Linked DNA regions of Homo sapiens: region 2 is linked to region 1. A link is a loop called in an ENCODE intact Hi-C map of the cell type or tissue named here. Cell type or tissue: PC-3. All regions are shown on one strand. Region 1 overlaps MED13 (mediator complex subunit 13). Region 2 overlaps MED13 (mediator complex subunit 13).

Region 1 (2,500 bases):
TTATTTGATCTCTAAAACATAGTTCTGAATGCCTTTGATTCACAGAAAGAAGTCTGTGATGAAATAAACTTGTTTTGATTTTTCTGTACTCTAAATCTTTTAAGTAAGTCTTCTATATTTGCTGTTTTATTTTAATGCAAATAAAGCTTTCCTTTGACAGTGACCTTGGCTCAGTTTAGGGATTGATTCTGAATATAGGAGACGGTAAAAAAAAAAAAAAAAAAAAAAAAGTACCATTTAAAAAGTGGGAGATTTTAGGCTGGGCTCAGTAGCTCACACCTGTAATCCCAGCACTTTGGGAGGCAAACATGGGAGGATCACTTGAGCCCAGGAGTTCAAGACCAGCCTGGGCAATATAGTGAGATCCTGTCTCTACAAAAAATAAAAAACTAGCCAAGTGTGGTGGTACACACCTGTAGTCCCAGCTACTCAGGAGGCCGAAGAGGGAGGATACTTTGAACTCTGGAGGTGGAGGTTGTAGTGAGCTGAGACCGCACCACTGCATTCCAGCCTGGGTGACAGCAAGACCTTGTCTCAAAAAAAAAAAAAAAAAAAAAAAGGCGGTGGGAAGATTTTGACATTATTGCATTCATTTGTTTCTTAACTTTCCGTCTGTAGCTTATCTGCTTCTATAATTGTCATCTTAAAAACTGTCATACCTCATCTGGAAGAATTTTTATTGAATAAAGGCATAACAGCATATGCTACCATAAGCTATGTTAAATTCTATATGAGTACATTTCAGGATAGTATGTTATTGTCATAGTAAAAGGAAAGAGTTGCAATTAATGAATAATATAATGCTTTGGGCCTTGCAGCACTTCCTGTTCATGGCTGTACCTGATCTTTTTGCAGTTTGTCTGTATTTAGCTTTATGTCTAATTGAAACTGTGTCTGTAGTTAATTATTTGGCTGTATGTGAAAGTTCGTTTGAGGAAAGGAGAGGGTTATTCGTATTCTAAAAGTGTATGTGTACTATATAATTGATGTTGACAGTATGGTAATTAGAGTTTTTTTATCTGGCATCTCTTAAAAGTAACAATTTTTAATTCTATTATCAGCTTTAAATATAGAATGTATAATGTAAATGAATTTATATTTTAAAATTTATTGTGTCTTGATACTCTTGAAATTGACTACATTTAAATTCTTTGCACATGCTAATGTCTGTGAGAATGATTCAATAAAATAACAAACAGTCATATTTAGGTAATGCATTTGGTTTACTCATTTTTTATTTTAATAGAGCCCTGTGCAGTAGAGTTGGTTTTTTTAATAATGTTACTGCACAGTAGTCTAGCAACTACTTATGTAAACAGTGTGAAGGTTTTTATACTTCTGCCAGAGGACAACGTAATATGAAACACCGAGTTTTATTTGTCTCTACAGAGAGTAGTAGTGTCTTTCAGGCTGGGGGAAGGGAGATTTCTTATACTTTATTCCCTAAGGATAGTTATTTGAATATAAATACTTAAAATCTTTTCATTTCTGACTTTGCCACTATGTGACCTCAGCAAAGCCCTTGATTTTACATAATTTCCACATCAAAGTCAGGGATAATACCCTTTGCTTCTTATCTTAAAATATTATTTTAAGTATTAAATAAGAAAAGTACATATCAAAGTAGTTAGAATTACTATTTTAAAAAGATTTGCATTAGTGAATATTTGGTAGACAATTCAGCTAACCGTTATTTAGAGTCTAATGTGGTGAGGTAAAAAACTACACTTGATACTCAGCTGTTTATAGAACAGAACTATCCTGATGATTAATTATAAAACATATCCCCAATGACAGTGTGCTAGCATTATATTCCCACAGCAGAAAGTTTTTGTATGCTTGGGATTTTAGTTTTTGCAATAAATCTGGGGCGTATTTGGAATAATAATGATATGTATTTGAGCATTTGATAGCATGTTTAGAAATCAGTTTTTGTTTTGATGGCCTACTTTGCCCCGAGTTTGTAAGAGATCAAGTGCTACTAGTGTTAGGCATTAGTGAATAGATGAATGAGATAAGATTTGCCTGTGAGTCAAAGAATGTACGATCTGCAAATACCTTCATTGCTACCAGACCTTACATATCTTACAATTTTTGTCTTAGTACTCAGAGTAGATAAGCAGTGGCATTGGTACCTTCTAGTGTGTAAAAATTGTTTATTTCAAAGTACAAGATAGTGTATTTTAGTAGTACTAATGCAAAAACATCTCAGTCTGTGATTTTTAGATTTCATTTATTCACTAGCAAGTATTGACACCTATTATGTACCAGGTACTCTAGGCATCTGTGCTAAATTAGTGAACAAAGGTTAGACCCCTGTCCTTGTGGAGCTTTTATGTTCTAGTGTGAGTGACAGTCAACTATGAATATAATAAATTATGTAATATGTTAAAAGATAAATGCTATGCAGGAAAATAGAGCAGGGTAAGGGGGATTATTATTGAGGCAAGTGGGCATGGGCATATTGCTATTTAAAATAAAGTAGTTATGGGCTCATAGG
Region 2 (2,500 bases), 54 kb before region 1:
GTGGGAGAATGGACTTTCCTATGAATGCCGTACTCTGCTTTTCAAAGCAGTTCACAATCTATTGGAACGGTGTTTAATGAACAGGAATTTTGTACGTATTGGCAAGTGGTTTGTAAAGCCTTATGAAAAAGATGAAAAACCTATAAATAAAAGGTAAGCTATCTTAAATTCTGACGTGATATTTCTTTAGATTTGTTCCTTTTTGTGTCTTAACAGAGAATGTGGGATAAAACAAGCTAATATACAGACATATTCCAGAGGTTGTCAGTGACAGAGTACTAGATACAGTCAGGTTTTTTTTTTTTTTAAACCACTTTACAAACTTCCCTTTATACACTTTAAGCATTTTCTTACTGTAGGAATAGGCTGTATTTTAATACAGTGGCCTAAATTTTGATTTGTGATGATAGACTTAATGTGGGATGAAAGCAGAGACTTAGGCTTGGAAGTATCTTTTTTTTAGTATTTGTGGAAATATATGCACAGCACTCTGATATTAAAATTAAGTAACAACACCTGTTAAGGATAGTGATCTGTGAGTATGTTTTGGATCAAGTTAACCCTTCTTATTCCCAATCTCTCAATTCCCTTTAATTAAAGTAATTTAAATTTGTGTTTTCTATATAAGACCATTTACTCTTTGAGAGCTTATAATTTTCTTGAGCAATGAATTAAGCAAATTTATGACACTACTTATTAGACTAGTTGCAGATAGAGGCACAGAAGACTTATGATAGATACCTCCTTCTCCTATGCAATTAAAACCTTCAGGTTACTCGCTTCTCCGTGATTTAGATAATATAAGGCATAGTCTCTCAAAAGATTTAAGTTCCCAGCAGTCATTGAGTTAGTGAGACTTCAAGAGAGATGAACCAGTGGCAAGTAAGTTGGGATGTGGGGAAGAGAAAACTAAAGGGAACTTACTAATTTTTCCTGAAAGATGTGAGAGGATGTGAAGTGAACATTTGGTTGAGATTGTAATCATTTTGAGGTCTTTGATGTCATATATGCACATCTTTTTTCATGTGCACCTGGAGTTTTTGTTTGTTTGTTTTTTCAAACTTTTTAGTTTTAGTAAGACTGGATGAGTAGATAAGCCTGGATAAATAAAGGTGCTTTCATTTTTTTTCCTCTTTGAAAATTAACGTAAACCTTTATTGTTAACAAAATACTTGTGTAAGTTCAGAATGCATTCAGCTGGAAATGACAGAACAACATTAACTACTTGGCTTATGTAGGGATTGATTTTTCTCAGTAGCAAGCAGTATGGAGGTCGATAGTTTAGTACTGGTATAGCTGTTCAATAATGTCATCAAGGATTCAAAGTTCCCCAGAGTTTTCTCTGTGCCATTTTTACATCTTCATGGTCCTCCCGTGTGTTGCACCTCCAGACCTCACAGTGGATTCCAGGCAGGAAGAGAAAGGAAGGGAGGAAGTAAGGAAGGTGTGGCACCTGAGTCAGAAAGTAAATTATTTTCTGGAAACTTTAGTTGACATATCTTTGGCCATACTAAGAGAAACAAATATCTTTTATTTGGAAACAGCTGCTCTGAACAAATGAAGTTTTTGTTAGTAAGAAGAAAGGGCTGATAGATATTAGATAGATACCAAAGATCAAAGAAGTGGAAATGGATATTGGGTAGGCAGTTAACAATATCTGCCATATACATTTATTTATTTATTTTGAGACAAAGTCTCACTCTGTTGCCCAGGCTGGAGTGCAGTGGTGCAATCTCAGCTCACTGCAACCTCTGCTTCCCAGGTTCAAGTGATTCTCCTGCCTCAGTCTCCCAAGTAGCTGGGATTATAGGCGTGTGCCACCACACCTGGCTAATTTTGTGTATTTTTAGTAGAAACGGGGTTTTGCCATGTTGCCCAGGCTTGTCTTGAACTCCTGAGCTCAGGCAATCCACCCGCCTCGGCCTCCTAAAGTGCTGGGATTACAGGCGTGAGCCACTGCTCCCAGCCAGGCATATAGATTTATGTAGTTTTAAGAAGTCAAACAGATTACCAAGATTTAAAATGAAAGGCTGCAATCCTGAGCCCCAATGAATAGATTTGCTCCTCAGAAGCAGCCCTTTTTAATTCTTCTGTTTCTTTTAAGTTACCTGTTTAAAAATTTTGAAAGACATAACATGCTTATTCTTGAGTTATCATTTAGGATTAATCTAGTGGACTTTTTTTTTTTTTGGTCACAACAGCCTACCATTGAAATTCTATTGACTTTCTATTGAGAGGTTAGCTATCTTACTTCCCCCGACTCAACACTTGGATATTGGCACTTTTGCACACACTTCTTTTCCCTCTCCTTTTCCTTTTTTTTTTTTTTCTGATACGGAGTTTCACTCTTGTTGCCCAGGCTGGAGCGCAATGGTATGATCTCGGCTCACTGCAACCTCTGCCTCCCAGGTTCAAGTGATTCTCCTGCCTCAGCCTCCTGAGTAGCTGGGATTACAGGCGTCTGCCATCATACCCAGCTAATTTTTGTGTTTTTAGTAGA

Evidence for each region. Peaks named below come from ENCODE experiments on the same cell type or tissue, not always from the same donor. Only the 100,000 strongest peaks of a DNase experiment are listed, where the experiment ranks them.
Region 2: it touches region 1 in a loop (2.3-fold over the local background); 11 of 110 quality-filtered maps call a loop at or near these places.

Annotation. Positions count from the first base shown.
Region 1 is chr17:61,996,656-61,999,155 of GRCh38, reverse strand. All of the region lies in intron 9 of MED13 (mediator complex subunit 13), which reads left to right. Among named protein-coding and RNA genes, the nearest start is that of MED13, 67 kb to the left of the region's middle. In PC-3, no CTCF peak of the experiment used is centred here; a DNase peak (open chromatin) is centred at 1,335; H3K27ac peaks cover 2,056 bases.
Region 2 is chr17:62,050,190-62,052,689 of GRCh38, reverse strand. It overlaps MED13 (mediator complex subunit 13), which reads left to right. Exons shown (of 30, transcript NM_005121.3): 3 at 1-153. Among named protein-coding and RNA genes, the nearest start is that of MED13, 14 kb to the left of the region's middle. In PC-3, no CTCF peak of the experiment used is centred here; a DNase peak (open chromatin) is centred at 1,429; H3K27ac peaks cover 1,658 bases.